2 separate regions of the Homo sapiens genome follow, and region 2 is linked to region 1. Evidence: read pairs that join two places in POLR2A ChIA-PET (ENCODE). Cell type or tissue: GM12878. All regions are shown on one strand. Links, peaks and the distances in the headings refer to the core of each region. The heading gives the core; the rest is flanking DNA.

Region 1 (8,344 bases), core at 299-8,298:
CCTTAGTCTTGTTTTTATGCTATGAAATCCCAATTTGTATATATATGTATTTTTCGTATCTTTAAAATTCTACCTAATGAGGTTATGGTGCACAGAAGGAATCAGTCTTTCATCACTTCTGTATAGCTACACATAGGAAACTAACTATGAATGACTCTAAGAGCTTATAGGTTGATAAAAAATGTTCCTATTTTTATTTGCTTTCTCATATTGCAAAGAATGCCAAGAGTTCTCCTGTTGTTTTTAACAAATAGAGTCCCTTAGAAGAACTTGGAGAGAGGCCTGCTTTTTTCTCACAACACACTGAGAACAGGAATCTGTAAGGTCGGTAGTATTCCCTAACTCCAGTGGGGCTAATTAGATAGGGCCATATTTATCATTAAGTAGCATGGATAAGCCCCAAAGGGAAAGAAGATAGATGTTCATAAAAGTGGGGCTGGGGGATGGAGCAGAAGAAAAGGTAGAGTCCTTGAGGGGAATGGTGAGAAGGTGGAAGGAAAAGGAAATGATAAAAAGAGAAAAATACTTTTAATAGTGTCACTATATATGTTATATACTAAAATAGCTAAATATATGGTAACTTACATGGCTACCTTTTATGTGCCAAATGGTCTTCTGAATACTTGATGTACATTAATTCATTGCGTCCTCAAAAAAATCATGTGTGACAGGTAATACTTATCTGTAAAGTCACAAAGCTGATAGGGGATTTGAACCTAGGCACTTCAGCTCCACCGCACTGCCTATGTGCTTAACTACTATGCTAGACTGGTCTTATGGAAGGGGGCCACCAACGATTCTTTAGATGCCATTAAATGTTGCTGGAGTCAGATTTCTTACATTTACCCCATTGGAACTATATATGACTTTTAGTGCCTGAAAAATATATACATTTTAAAGTTAGACAATAGTGAAGAAGCTTGCAGAGCACAACAGGAATGTTTCATTTTTATTATCTTGAAAATGAAAATGGAATTTGTGAGGATATCTGACATTTAAATGGTGAAAAACACCTCTTGAAGGACACGTGTCCTATTTGTTTGTAGATATGTACACTCTCTGTTACACTCGTTCATCGTAAGTCACATATTAGTATTCAGCAATCAACACCAAAATTGTATATGCCTTTTTGTGGTCAAAGTTTCATAGGTAGAAACATTAATTGCTAAGCAGGGATCCATATTCATATATTTTTCTCCAAAAGAAAAAATACAAAGTATCTTTTATGCCTTCATAGAACTAGCAGTACCAGAGTCCCAAACGTGATATCATTCAGGTAAAAGAGATATGTAATCAATAATAACAAAAAATGATAGCTTCTGAAAACATGTAGTTGAATGTGTTTACTTTGATAATAAAAGCACTTGCAAGCAAACATTGGGGGAAATAGTTGAAAAAATAAGGATTAGTATTTATTAACTTAAATAAATATAAACATTTATAATATATAAGTATAAATATATAATATATACAAAATATAAATAATATATAACTTTTTTTGTCATGTACCAGGCATTGTATTGAGTGATTTACATGCATTATCTCTCATTATGAGGTAGATACTGTTATACCCATTTGAAGATGAGGAAACTGAAGTTAATTAACCTGCCTAAGGTTATACAGGTAATAAGTGGTAGAAGTGGGAATAGGATTCTCAAAATGTTAGACATCAACATAAAATAATCTTTTATAATCTTTACTACTTATTTGACATGTGGTTTCCCATTTATCTCTGTGTTGGAACATACCTAACGTTATTTCTTGGTCTGGCCCAGGTCTCCTCCCTAGCTAACTTGCAGTTATTTTACATATAATTAAAATAGAGTACAACATGCTGTATTTTTTAAAATAGAAATATTTTATATAAAAATGATTTTTGACTTCTGGCTATCCTTTACTTTTGATTTTATCATTAGAGTTCCTTTTAAAATAGAAGTTTGTTTTGTTTCCCCCAGGACAGACTGTTCTCTGTAACTTGATTTTGAAAATAAAATTGAAAATTTTGTACCATGATCCAGAAATATCAGCGGTTCTAACTGGAAAGAGAAGGAATAAAGAACGTAAATCATTCTCCCCTACCCCTAAATATGCTTGTTATTTGTGTTGAAGAGATTTTCAGAATCATGTATCAGCGAGGTTAAATGAACATTTTTCTTCTCCTTTTTAAAATTTAATTTTGTACTAGGGGATTTTAGCACTTAGCAATAATTGCCCTTTTGTTGCATTTTTTGTCTCAAGTAAAGATTGTTAGATAACTCTTTGAAGATGAGAAATCGATGGTGCTTTTCTGCAGATAGGCCTTGAGAGCTCACATTTTGCAAGTGATTTTAAAATTTTCTAGCTGAGGCAGAACTCCTGGTTGAGTTGTGTGAGACCACTTATTCTGCTTCACACTGCCCCATGTCTCTAGCTTTTACCTCTAGTTGGTCAATTTCTATTCTGCTTTATTTTTTTTTTTTCAATTTGCCTTTTAAGTAGGTTTGTTTCGGAGGAATTGCCTTCATTTCCTCCACTAGTGAGGTTAGGGGATTTGAACCTAGGCACTTCAAGGTTAGGATGAGGTTAGGATGTTGGGGGTCAGGCTGGTACACACAATTTGCTGGTACACACAATTTGGTCATTGCTCAAGCTTTTTTCTCTGTGTGGTTTTCTTTCTTTGGATTAAACAGCATGATGCTACAGGAAGAGCTACCACTTGACAGAACCTGGTTCTGCAGATTTCTTTGATTTCCCTAGTGGATTTTTAATGCCTTTGGGATATCCTGTTAGTGTTCTGTTGAGGAACTCAGCTGTGGCTCCTCAGCAGGCATAAGTGGCAGTTGAGGCTACACATAGCTTGGTGGTATTAATCTAAAGTAGGCTGGAGAGGGAGCGAGGCGAGCAGTTACCTGAGGAATGATCTAGGATCATCAGATATGGTCAGGAACAGGCTGTAGGTAAAAGGGTGGTGGCAGGTGAGGCTCAGGGAAATCAGAGAGCAAATGATCAAGAGAAGATACTAGGCTGGTCAGGTCAGTATCCTTCTGGCTCAACTAGAAAGAGCTACCTGAAAGAGTCTGAAGCACTTTCTGAGTTTCTGGCTCCACCCTTGATCTGTGTCTTAGGTCTTTAAAGGGAAACTTGTGTTTTTTTTTTTTTTGTTTTTTTTTTTTTAGTCAGTCTTGTTCTCATCCACACATGAGCTTTAAGTATTCGGTTCCTCCTCCTTCCTTCTTCTTCTTCCTTCCTATTCTATATGTGTGTGTTTTTTTCTTTTTCTTTTTATTATTTCTTCCTCCTCTTTCTTTACCTTCTTGTCTTTCACCTCTTTCTTCTTCTTGGTCTTTGTAAAGGTCTGCAGGCTAGTGAGAGAATGCTTTAAGGGGCTTCACACTTCTCCCCATTTTACAGTTTAGACTTTAGACACTGTGCCTTGCATGGATCAGGAGATGAGACCATTAAATATTGATTTCCTAATTTATGCAGGAGTTTTTCATACTCTAAAAAATCAGTTTGTACAAAATGAGCAACATCTTATTTTGAATAGCATGTGGTATGTGTTAAATAAATGTATGTTGTGTAAATGAAGAGTCCCTAAGTTAGAATTTGGAAAATTCGTTCTTACTGAGATGGATAATTTTGGTGTCAGTCATGGTTTGCCATAGATTGTGAATTTTCAAGGTTGGTATTAGCTGCAGCTTACAAATAGTTAGGAATGCTTTCATGTGCCTTCCAGAAAAACTTTAAGTAAGTGTTTAATAAGGATAGGATTTTGAAAAACAGATATATTTACAAATTTGCCAGTATGCTGAAGAATGAAGCCAATTATTTCTTTTCTTTTCTTTCTTTTTTTTTTTTTTTGAGATGGAGTCTCACTCTGTCGCCAGGCTGGAGTGCAGTGGTGCCATCTCAGCTCACTGCAACCTCCACCCTCCGAGTTCAAGCGATTCTCCTGCCTCAGCCTCCTGAGTAGCTGGGATTACAGGCGCCTGCCACCGCACCCAGCTAATTTTTTGTATTTTTAGTAGAGACGGGGGTTTCACCTTCTTGGCCAGGCTGGTCTTGAACTCCTGACCTCGTGATCCACCCGCCTCGGCCTCCCAAAGTGCTAGGATTACAGGCGTGAACCACCACGCCCGGCTGAAGCCATTATGTCTTAGGAAGAACTTTATTGACTTTGGTAGAAACCTTAACATCATCAAAGATGATGAAAGTTTTGGATGTATATCCAGTAATAGACTGCTGGATTGAATGGTAGTTCTGTTGTAAGTTCTTTGAGAAATTTCCAAATTGCTTTCCACAGTGGCTGAATAAGTTCATTCCCACCAAGAGTGTGTAAGTGTTCCCTTTTCTCCTTACCCTCATCAGCATCTGTTTTTTTGACTTTTTAATAATAGCCATTCTGACTGATGTGAGATGGTATCTCATTGTGGTTTTGATTTGCATTTCTCTGATGATTAGTGATGTTGAGCATTTTTTTTACTTGTTTGTTGGCTGCTTGTATGTCTGCTTTTGAGGAGTGTCTATGTCTTTTGCCTATGTTTTATTGGGATTATTTATTTTTTGCTTGTTGAATTAAGTTCCTTATAGATTCTGGATATTACACTTTCATTGGATGCATAGTTTGCTAATATTTTGTTGAATTCTGTAAGTTATCTGTTTACTCTGTTGATAGTTTCTTTTGCTGTGCAGAAGCTCTTGAGTTTAATTATGTCCTACTTGACAATTTTGTTTTTGTTGCAATTGCTTTGAGGACTCGGTCATAAATTCTTTCTCAAGGCCGATTTCCAGAATGGTGTTCTCTAGGTATTCTTCTAAGATTCTTATAGTTTGAAGCATCTTGAGTTAATTTTTATATATGGTGAAAGTTAGGGGTCCAGTTTCATTCTTCCGCATATAACTAGCCAGCTATCCCAGCATTGTTTATTGAAGAGGGAGTTCTTTCCCCATGGCTTATTTTTGCCCACTTTGTTGAAGATCAGATGGCTGGAGGTATGCAGCTTTGTTTCTGGGCTCTCTATTGTGTTCCACTGGTCTATGTATAGCCAAAAGAAAATAAATCATTCTACCAAAAAGACACATGCACTCATGTTCATTGCACTATTCATAACAGCAAAGTCAGGGAATCAACCTAGGTGCTCATTCATGGTGGACTGGGTAAAGAAAATGTGGTACATATATACCATGGAATACTATGCAGCCTTAAAAATAATGATATTATATCCTTTGCAGCCACACAGATGTGGCGGGAGGCCATTATATTAAGTGAATTAATACAGGAACAGAAAACCAAATACTGTATATTCTCACATATAAGTGGGAGCTAAACATTGGATACTCATGGACATCAAAATGGCAATGGTAGATACTGGGGACTAAGAGAGAGGAAGGGAAGGAGAGGGGCAAGGGTTGAAAAACTAACTGCTGGGTACTATGCTCAGCATCTGCGTGATAGGATCATTCATATCCCAAATCTCAGCATCACTCAATATACCAATGTAACAAACCTGCACATGTATCCCTTGAATCTAAAATAAAAGTTGAAATTATAAAAAAAAGATTATGAAAGCTTTGATTCAGGGCTACAAAAATGTTCTCACTTTTTATGATCCTGTATAGCTGGTTTAGCTGTAAATAGTACATAGCTTTTTTTCTGAATTATTTCCTCGTGAAAGTACCTTCTAACTTGGACAGATATTGAGTGATAAGAAGATAGGGGAAATTCAAGAAGTGTTCATTCCTGTCACCAAAGGTGAAGCCATTCTGGCTAGGTAAGTTACTAGAGGTAAGACTATGTCAAACCACAGTGTATAGCAGTTTTCATTGACTCTCAGAATCCTCTAAAGTAAAAAAAAAAAAAGTGGTGGGGAGAGGATATTGGTGCCGAGATACTAAGAATTTTCACTTAATTTAATTTCTGAGACAAGTTTAGCATGATGTTCTTATAGTTCTTAATAATCTTGAATAGACAATGTTCTCTCATAGTTAACGAGGGAAAAGTACTATTTATTCATAATCAATTTAATATGACATCTACTTGCGGTCTTTGATGAGTGTTTTGGGTGTTTTCTTAAGTGTTCTGATTATGAAATGATGAACTTTGCAGTTATTGTAGGGTTATGGAATAAAAATTATTTTAATTTAATTACACGCAATAACATGGAATGAAGGCATGGACCCTCATCTTCATTTGTATTTCTTTCCATCGTTGAGCACAGACAGAGCCTTGTACATAACAGGTGCTCAACAAGCAAATATTGACTGAATGAAATTGTTGATGCCATGACTTATAGAGGGCCCTGTTTCTTCATTAATGCTCCCATACCCCCAACATTACATCAGGTTTTCCCTGGACAATTGTTTCTTCTCTTTTTTCTTCTTCTCTTTCTTTCATCATCCCTCAATATAGGCTCTGTCACTTTCCTGCAGCCTCTTTCCATTTTCCTGTGTACATAGCTTTGCTCTTTTCTCATTCGGTATGACCCTTGGTTTATTTTGTATTTCCCCCCACTCTATTTCTGCCAAGCGTCTCTTTCTCTATGCAACTAAAGTAAAAACAAGTCTCTGAAAGGTTATTTACATTCAGTGTTGGGAACCATCCCTGTAGCACATTGCTGGACTTATTTTGGGATTTAGAAAATGTGTTATAATTCAACACGCTTTCCATTTTACTACTTACTTGTAAACCTATATTTTGTGAGGTTTTTCTTTTTTTCCATTCATTTGTTTCTGTTGTGCCCCTTGAATTGCTCCTCATTCATTCTCCTCTGTGGATGTGGATTTTAATGTCCCTTCTGCCCTTTATTGCTGGAATAATCTCCTTCCTAAAATCATTTTCCTAGTTCTCACTGCTCATAATCCCCTGGATTTAAGCTTTAAATTATATGCTTAGTTTACCCTCTACATTTGCTGATCATGTCATTTTTCAAAGTCTTTGACAGTAATCCATTGCTACAGGATAGGGATCCATTGCTACATTGCTACAGGATTCATATTCAGTATAAAGGAATGACCAGGCATTTTTATAGGTATTCTAAAAGTAAAATTTGCCTCATAGGCTTGGCATAAAGTTGTGCATGCTTATGTGTCCATTAAGGAGGGGATTGGGGCGCCGATAACTTGGGTGTTAGTAGAAGGTGTTCTTATGAAACAGATTGTAATGTTGGGCTCACAATTGGTTATTCATATTCACTATTGTTTGTGCACTGCTTAGCACTGTGCCTGACACACAGTTGGTGCTCAGTAAATATTTATGGTCTACTTTTGTTTCAATTTTCTTTCACCAAAAATGCAGGAAAAAAGTTCTGTGACCATTTGTTAGTGATTGTATGTACTTTTGAGATAGTTCCAAGAGTTACAATATTTATTTTCTCTGGATTATGTAATGCTTTCGTTGGGATGGCATGGAGAGGATCGTGGACCTCATTCTACTTTTATGGCTAAAGCCCTAAATTCTTTCCTCCTCTTCCTGCACTTATACCCCTCCTGGCCCAGCAGAGCCAGGGCCTGTGTTGGTATGGCCGGGCTCTCAAGGTGAGTGTTTGAATTGAAGTAGCTGTCCCTCTTGCTTCAAATCTGAGTCAGGATTTATTAGGAAAGGCAAAGCCTATTAGGAAAGGCAGGGCCATGATGACGAGGGGAGGGAGACAGCCAAATAAAATGACAGGAACTTGGACAATGATTGGCATACTGACGTTCTACCACATAAAGTCTCCTTGCTGTCTTGAGGCCACTATAATCACTGTGACAAAATCATTCATGTCACTTTATAGCCCTGTCTTTTCCAACAAAAATAAATTCAAGCTATTTAACCTTTTTGTGTGACTTTATTCACCAGACTTTGTCATTCGCTGCCTGGAGCTGCATTTTCTTTAAGACAATGATGTATGTCTTCTGAGAGAGTGACATCTACTATTTCTGATGGATTTGAATTCATATGGCATATTCAGCCAAGGATTTCCCTTACTATTTATTTTTAGGGTTTGATTTTTTTAAACTATGGTTTTGAACTAAGGACAACAACCTTTTTTTTTTCCTATAGCTAAGCCCCAGATATTTTGTCTAAAAATTAAAAATAAATTTCTAGTTTTTATCTTACTTTTATGGACTAACAACCTAATCTAAAATATTCATATTATTTAATATGGATTAATTATGTTAATATAAATTTATATGTAAATATAAAATATAGATAATAAAATATGTAAGTTTACACGTCTATTATATAAATTATAACATTGATTAATATGTTAATATAAAATATTTATATTCTTTTATAACTTTTTTATTTCTTAGGAGGTGGATGTTACCCATACTCCATGAAATCTTCATGCCTCTAAAAGATCTTCATATACTAGTTTAAATC
Region 2 (8,344 bases), core at 230-8,229, 98 kb after region 1:
TCACTATCTTGTTTCTATCTGTGTTATTCTACTGAATATACTCTCGCCACTTTACCAGTAACATACTAGTCTTCAAACTTAATGACCGTTTTTGTCCTTGGATTCTCTGTAGGTACTTGAAAAGGCTGATTCTCTCATCCTCAAAACTCTTAATAGTAATTCTTCCTTCCTTTTCTCCAGCTTCTTTTTAGCACATCTTCCCTCTCTAAATGTAGACATATCCAAGCCTGAGTCAGTGTCCTTTTCACTCTCCCACTCATCACAGTTCAACCCTATTTCTGTAGATATTTGCTAAGCCTGACCTCTTTCATGACTGTTCTCCCCACACCACCAGTTCCTATTGCATCTTTCTCAAAGGGTCAGGATTTCAGTTATCACTTCAAGATCAACACTTCCATTTTTTTTTTAATTTTATTTTTTGAGATGGAGTCTTGCTCTGTCACCCAGGCTGAAGTACAGTGGTACAATCTTGGCTCACTACAACCTCCATCTCTTAGGTTCAAGCTATTCTCCTGCCTCAGCCTCCTGAGTAGCTGGGATTACAGGAACCCGCCACCATACCCAGCTACTTTTTGCATTTTTAGTAGAGACGAGGTTTCACCATGTTGGCCAGGCTGGTCTCGAACTCCTGACCTTAGGTGATCCACCCGCCTCAGCCTCTCAAAGTGCTGGGATTACAGGCGTGAGCCACTGAGCCTAGCCAACACATCCATTGTTAAACTCATCAGCTTACTCCCCATCACCATCAGGTCTTCTAGATTTTCACACATCTGTAAGTGGTTCTGTCTATACTTCCCCTGTCATCCAAGTTTATTAAATATCTGTTGCAGATGATGTGGTAAAGAGAAAATTAAAATTTTATTTAGTTTTTTTTTTGTTTTGTTTTTCTATTGCTGTGTAACAAATTAACACAAACTTAGTGGCTTAAAATAACACAAATTTATTATCTCACACTTTATGTGGTTCAGGATTTTGTTTTCAGATGAGCTGGGTCTCTGCTTAGGGTGAAGTAAAGGTGTTGGCCTGTTTGCTTGTTCAGATGAGCTGGGTCTCTGCTCAGGGTGAAATAAAGGTGTTGGCTTACATCTGAGGTTTGGGGGTTTTCTCAGAGTCATTCAAGGTTGTTGGCAGAATTCAGCATTCCTTGTGGCTCGATGACTAAGGTCCCTGTTTTCTTGCTAAGAGTTGGATCAAAACCTCTCTTAGCCCCAAAAGGTCACTCTCAGATCTTGTCCAATGGCCCCTTCCATAGGCAGTTTATAATATGGCAACTGCTTTTTCCAGGCTAGCAGGAGAGCTTTTGCTATGGCTTCTGACCTGATTAAGGGCTCACAATATTAAATTAGGCCACTCAAAGTTGTCTCCCTTTTCATTAACACAAAGTCAGCTGATAAAGGACCTTAATTACATCTGTGAAAACCCCTTTGCCATGTAACATTATATGGATGGTAACCCATCGTATTTACAGTCCCACCAATATTCAAGGGGAAGGAATTGTGCAGGGGGTATACACCTTGGGGTGGGAATCTTGGGGGCTATCTTAGAATTCTACTTACCACAGGACAGATGGAATCAAGAATGGTAGTGAGTGCCATCATTAATTATTTGCGGAAGTTAAAATAGTTATACTAACATAGATGGTGCCAATGGAATGCTAGCTTGGAGTTTTACATTAGTATGTGCATGTTTGTGGAAAACTATACTAATTACACATCCATATATATTTTATATATATAAAAATACCTAAAAATGTTTTAATATACTCATCTATATCTATACATTCATTTTATCTTAAATCTGTCTTTGTTACCTCTTTGTAAACATTTCCCACAACTCAACTATATTTGAATGTGAAATTTAAGATTAATTTTGCAAATATCATGTTTTTAATGAGAGATACACGCCAGTACTTTTGCCCTTATCCTTTGTTATAAAATTCTGGACAATTTAACATGCTTTTTTCCCTAGCCCAGGTAAAGTGTAATGTAAAGTGACTGCCTTCCTCTGTCTTCCCAGATAAGGATAATTGCTTCTGGTGAATAATCAAATTATGGCTTTCATCCTCTGACCTTTGAAGGAATAGCATTCCCTTTATTTTAAGTTGCCTTTGTGTGTATGTGTGTGAGCCAAGCCACATTTTGAAATGCAATTTTTCTTAGAAACAGATCTGTTGAGAAACAAAATAAAAATGTAGATTTCTTATTTGAATAGAGAGAAAAGTGTTTTTCTCTGGTTTCTTAAAATGTATTTATAAATAGCACCTGTTTCTATGTAAATATAGAGATTTGTTGTTAATTGTTCTCTGCTGGTATTGCTAAAATTGATGATAGAGCTTTTCTTTGAGTCATATCTATACTGTATTGTTTGCTGTACTGTCTAAATCATTTCTCCAATCTAAGAAGAAAGTTTATCTTCAGGGGAGGGCTTTCTCACTGTTTTCCATTGATTTTGAATACATCAGAATCTATTGCCAGTTTTTGATTGTTTATTTAGTAGGCCATAAGAAAGATTCAAGTTTACTTCCATTTTGCAGAGGGTTTGAAAATTTATAAATTTTCCAAATATGGTGTGTTAGCTAGAGCATCTTGTAGGGAGGAAAAATGTGAGAAGTGAACTTTGGTTTCATTTTCAAATTGGTGGATTATGTTGATCTGGTATATAGCTGGTATGAAACTAAATACTGACACTTAAAGACTTAACTGTTTTGTTTGCCTGTTTAATTTGGAGCTGCTTATAGCTATTGAGATCATTACATGCAACAATCTTTTGTATATTTATTCATAGATTACTCTGCTATACAGCCTTTAGCTTTATACTTGATTTGAAGTTTGAAATGAAATTGGAAATTAATATTTTTACCTTTACTCACATGCACATTCAGTCTTCATTTCTCTCCATTGACTTAGCATTTCTCTTCATTTAGGAAAAAAAATAGATTTGTGGCTCAGTTAGTAATTATGTTCATCCTCCAATTCAAGTCTTTCCTGAACTTGTTCAGGTCAGGCTGACATTTTGCACTTGATTAAGGGAGACTCGATGATAGCTAGGAATCCACAATATAATATCTTGTTCTTGAGTGTGACTTAATGTGCTTCTAACCTAATCTCAAGGTGTCCTGATTGTCTTGTTCATTCATTGATATTTCTTCCTATTTCCTTGGCATACCAGATCAAAATTTGAATATATTAATAGCCTTCTAAGGAAAGAAATACACCATAGCTGTAAAAGAAGAAAAAGTTGCTTCTGGTAGCAAGAAGGTGGATGACACAAACTTCCTTGCGCAATGGTGACCTTTCAATTAGCTTACCTATTTTCTCTGTTCTTTGAGGGTTTGATGCTAGCTGCCCATTTCAAATCTGCAGCTTCAAACAATATTGCTGTTTCTTCTTTGAAACATAGATCTCAGGGAAGTGACTGTTGGAAAAGTAATAATAATGATTCTGTTTATTATTTTATTAACTGTATATATTAGTACAGATAAATGAACACATGGATAAAGAATATTCTATACTTTGGGAGGCCGAGATGGGCAGATCATGAGGTCAGGAGATCGAGACCATCCTGGCTAACACGATGAAACCCCGTCTCTACTAAAAATACAAAAAATTAGCCCGGCGTGGTGGCGGGCACCTGTAGTCCCAGCTACTCGGGAGGCTGAGGCAGGAGAATGGTGTAAACCTGGGTGGCAGAGCTTGCAGTGAGCCTAGATCGCGCCACTGCACTCCAGCCTGGGTGACTGAGCGAGGCTCAGTATCAAAAAAAAAAAAAAAAAGAATATTCTACTTTTCAGGGTAAGATTTATGCCATTCCATATTATAGAAAATGTATGCTAGCCAGTCTCAGTGGCATGCGCATGTAGTCCCAGCTAGTTGGGAAGCTGGGGGATCACTTAAGCCCAGGAGTTAGAGGTTCTAGTATGTTACGATTGTGGAGTGCCCTCCAACATGGGCAAGCCTGGATAGTGAGACTCCATCTCTTAAAAAAAAAGAGAAGAAAATGTATACTTAAAAATTTATATTTATTTCCAATTTGAATCAGTGAAAAAGCTGAGTAAAGGTATAGACAAAATAAAGAGCATTTACATTATTTATTTCAGATACATCCATGCAAATCCACACAAGTCCATATGTGGATGTAAATTGTGGAGAGTTTTTAATCAGTGTGCATGCCATTTAAAAATACAAGAGATCCTAGGGAAAATAATTTCCATTTTTAGCATCAAAGATACTTCATCTGTTTTTATAAATGTGTGTTATATAAATCAAATCAACTATTCTTCTCATTGCTACAGTATGGCATACATTAAATCCAAAGAGAAGTACTTGTTCTTGAAATTAAAATAGGGAAGCCAAACAATATGTCAGTTATTAAAAAGTAGATTTTTAAAATGATTTTCAAAATTGTAGTCAAATAATAGCCCTTGACTGCTCTCAAATATTACATTGCAGTTCCACTCTTAGCTAAGCTATTGATAATTCAATTATTTGAAGAAAGTGGTTTAAAATTAACTTAAAAGTTACTCTTCCCTTTTGGATAATAGATTCTGCATCATATCATCTATGATTATGATGATGATGTCTTTAGAGTGCTCAGGAACTGCTATGTTATCTGCTCTGTTATGTGGTTCCATAATGATAACATGCAGATGGATGTATACGTGGAATTTTCAACTAAAAGCTCCTCGATTTGGAGAAATTTATTAAATTCATATAATGGAGACTTTTTGTTTGTTTTTGAGATGGAGTCTCACTCTGTCTCCCAGGCTGGAGTGCAGTGGCGCGGTCTCGGCTCACTGCAACCTCCCCTTCCCGGGTTCAATCAATTCTCCTGCCTCAGCCTCCTGAGTAGCCGGGACTACAGGTGTGTGCCACCATGCCTGGCTAATTTTTTGTATATTTAGTAGAGACAGGGTTTCATTGTGTTAGCCAGGATGGTCTCGATCTCCTGACCTCATGATCCACCCGCCTCGGTCTCCCAAAGTGCTGGGATTACAGGTGCCTGGCCTTTTTTTTTGAGAGGAAGTCTTGGTCTTGTCAGTTAGGCTGGAGTGCAGTGGCGCGATCTCGGCTCACTGCAACCTCTGCCTCCTGGGTTCAAGTGATTCTCCTGCCTCAGCCTCCCAAGTACCTGGGATTGAGGCACCTGCCACCACACCTGGCTAATTTTTGTATTTTTAGTAGAGACGGGGTTTCACCATGTTGGCCAGGCTGGTTTGGAACTCTTGACCTCAGGCGATCCGCCCACCTCGGCCTCCCAAAGTGCTGGGATTACAGGTTTGAGCCACTGCACCCGGCCTTTTTTTCTTGAGACAAACTCTCGCTCTTGTTGCCCAGGCTGGAGTACAATGGCGTGATCTCAGCTCACTGCAACCTCCGCCTCCCGGGTTCAGGCGACTCTCCTGCCTCAGCCTCCGGAGTACCTGGGATTACAGGCACCTGCCACCACACCGGGCTAATTTTTGTATTTTTAGTAGAGACAGGGTTTCACCATGTTGGCCAGGCTGGTCTCAAACTCCTGACTTCAGGCAATCTGTCCACCTCAGTCTCCCAAAATGCTGGGATTATAGGCTTGAGCCACCGCACCAGGCCTAATAGAGACATTTCAACCATGAATCTCCTTTGTTAATTCTTTCTATGTCTTGCAGTTAGGTTATTTTTTTTTTCTTGTTGCTTTCCCACCCAGCTTTATTAAGATATGATTGAAAAAAATTGTGTATATTTATGGTATGCATGATGTTTTGATGTATGTACATACTGTGAAATGATTACATCAAGTGAATTACTTTATCTGTCACCTCACGTACTTTTCATGTTTTTATGGTGAGAACATTTCACCATTTCCAAGTATATAATACATTACTAACTGTAGTTACCACAGTGTGCAATAGATCTCCAGAACTTATTGCCCCAGTATAATTGGACTTTTGTACCTTTTAACCAGTGTCTCTCTGTACACCCTCCTCACTTCCTCCAGAGTCTGGCACCATCATTATACTTTCTCTTTCGTGAGTTCAACTTTTTTAGATTCCACATGTAAATGAGATCATGTAGTATTTGTCTTTCTGTGCCTGGCTTATTTCATTTATAATGTCCTCCAGGTTCATTCGTGTTGTTGCAAATGACAGGATTTCCTTCATTTTAAGGCTGAGTCGTATTCTATTGTGTGTGTGTGTGTGTGTGTGTGTGTGTGTGTGTGTGTGTGTGTATGTCACCCTGTTTTCTTTATCCATTCATTCATCCATAGATACTTAGTTTGACCCCATATCTTAGGTATTGCGAATAGTGCTGTAATAAACATGGGAGTGCAGATATCTCTTTGACATACTGATTTCATTTTCTTTGGATGCATACCCAGAAGGGGGAGTGCTGGATCATATCATAGTTCTATTTTTAATTCTTGGAGAAACCTCCAGATTGTTTTTCCTAATGGCTGTACTAATTTATATTCCCATCAACAGTGTGTGAGAGTTCCTTTTTCTCTACATCCTCACCAGCCCTTGCTATCTTTTTGTTATTTTTTGATAAAAGCCATTCTTACTTGTGTGAGGTGATATCTCATTGTGGTTTCACTTTGCATTTCCCTGATTATTAATGATGTTGAGTATTTTTTCATTTACCTGTTGTCCATTTGTATATCTTCTTTGTAAAAATGTCTATTCAGATCCTTTGCCTATTTTTTCCATCATGTTATTTGTTTTCTTGTTATTGAGTTTTTTGAGTTCCTCATATATTTTGGATGTTAACACCTTATCAGATGTTTGTTTCAGAAATATTTGCCCCCATTTTGTAGGTTTTCTCTTCATTCTGTTGATTGTTCCTGTGCAGAAGCTTTGTAGTTTGGTATTATGCTATTTGTTTATTTTTGCTTCTGTTGCCTGTGTTTTGGGGGTTATAGCCAAAACAATTATTGCCCAGAGCAATATCAGGAAGCTTTTACCCTATGTTTTCTTCCAAAAGTTTTATAGCTTCAGGTCTGTGTTTAAGTCTTTAGCCTATTTTGAGTGTTTTTTATATATGTCATGATTTCAGAGTCTGATTTTATTGTTTTGCATGTGGTTATCCAGTTTTCCAACACTATTACAGTTAGGTTAATTTTTATAGGACTTTCATCTTGAATAGTTCTTTAATGTGCACTGGCCACTTTGTTGATACAATATAAAATCATGGGCAACTTAGTTTTACTCTTTTTCATTAATAGTGGAATGTGGTTGTTCAGATGGTAGACTCAGGAATTAGACCTACGTGGGAATACATCTTGGTGTAATCATTCACCAGCTGTGGAACTTGGTGCTTGTTCCTTTCACTGGCCACTTGTGTACCTCCTTGGGCTTGCCATTTGTCTTCAGGCATCTATTTCCTAGCCTACCAAATGAGATCATATTTATAACTACCTTCCCAATTGGCTGTTTATTTCTGTGATCTATGGATGCATTTAAAATACCTAGTACAGTTCCTGGCACACCATAAATGCTAGCTGGTGGTATTATTTCCTCAACTTAAACTCTCAGGCAGGCTTATCTTTTCTCTACCTCTGTAGTTTTTTCCCTGCCACAGCTTTGCTGTTGTTATTCTTTTCATTTGAAATGTTCCTCTATGCCTCTTTACAAACCATGGACATTTAATCTATCTTCCAGCAATTAAGTCTTCATGAATCCTGATTTGACTGTTCTAATTCACCAAGATCTTTTCTTTTCATGGAGTCTGTGTGTCTACTGTCAGTTCTGTTTATTGTGACTCTCAATGATACATTGGGATTTGATTTTTGTATTTTCTTGTTTTGTTAATAAGACTCAAAATTCCATGCAGTCAAGTGCTCTCTAAATTTTTACATATTTCTAAAAATTGAGCACACAGGCATGTTTTGGATTTTTTTGTCTTTTATTAAAAAATGATTTTTTGTTATGTACCATGAACTGTATGTATTCTGAACATTGAAGATACTACTAATTATTTTAATTGTTAACAATTTGATTAAGTTATATGAGTTTGTAATACACTGAGATACATTCAAATTTCCGTTGTTATTTATTTTAGCGGGATCTTTCACAAAAATTTATTTTTAAAGTGCCATGATTAGATTACACGTATGCAGGGCACTGAATTTATAAGTAAATGGATCAAATAAATAAATGCATCAGATGTATATACATTTAAATAAAATTATTCACATATACATATATATAAGAAAAGTGAAATACATTTTTTAAAAAGATGAAAATATAAAATTAGCAATAAAAAAGAAGTGAAATAAAAGTAAAAATGGAAGTTTCTTGAACTTCTCTGCCACTGGAATACCTCTCTGGCCATGTTTTCTTCTTATGTCCTGCCCTGTTGCTAGACTTCCA

What was found. ChIA-PET counts read pairs that join two places held together with the same protein. Peaks named below come from ENCODE experiments on the same cell type or tissue, not always from the same donor. Only the 100,000 strongest peaks of a DNase experiment are listed, where the experiment ranks them.
Region 2: POLR2A ChIA-PET joins it to region 1 with 14 read pairs; 5 of 35 experiments call an interaction of 5 or more read pairs at or near these places.

The regions. Positions count from the first base shown.
Region 1 is chr7:87,941,692-87,950,035 of GRCh38, forward strand. The region is part of intron 2 of ADAM22 (ADAM metallopeptidase domain 22); the gene reads left to right. Among named protein-coding and RNA genes, the nearest start is that of ADAM22, 12 kb to the left of the region's middle. In GM12878, for the core only: no CTCF peak of the experiment used is centred there; no DNase peak of the experiment used is centred there.
Region 2 is chr7:88,039,730-88,048,073 of GRCh38, forward strand. All of the region lies in intron 3 of ADAM22 (ADAM metallopeptidase domain 22), which reads left to right. Among named protein-coding and RNA genes, the nearest start is that of ADAM22, 110 kb to the left of the region's middle. In GM12878, for the core only: no CTCF peak of the experiment used is centred there; a DNase peak (open chromatin) is centred at 5,969; H3K4me3 peaks cover 732 bases; H3K27ac peaks cover 2,487 bases.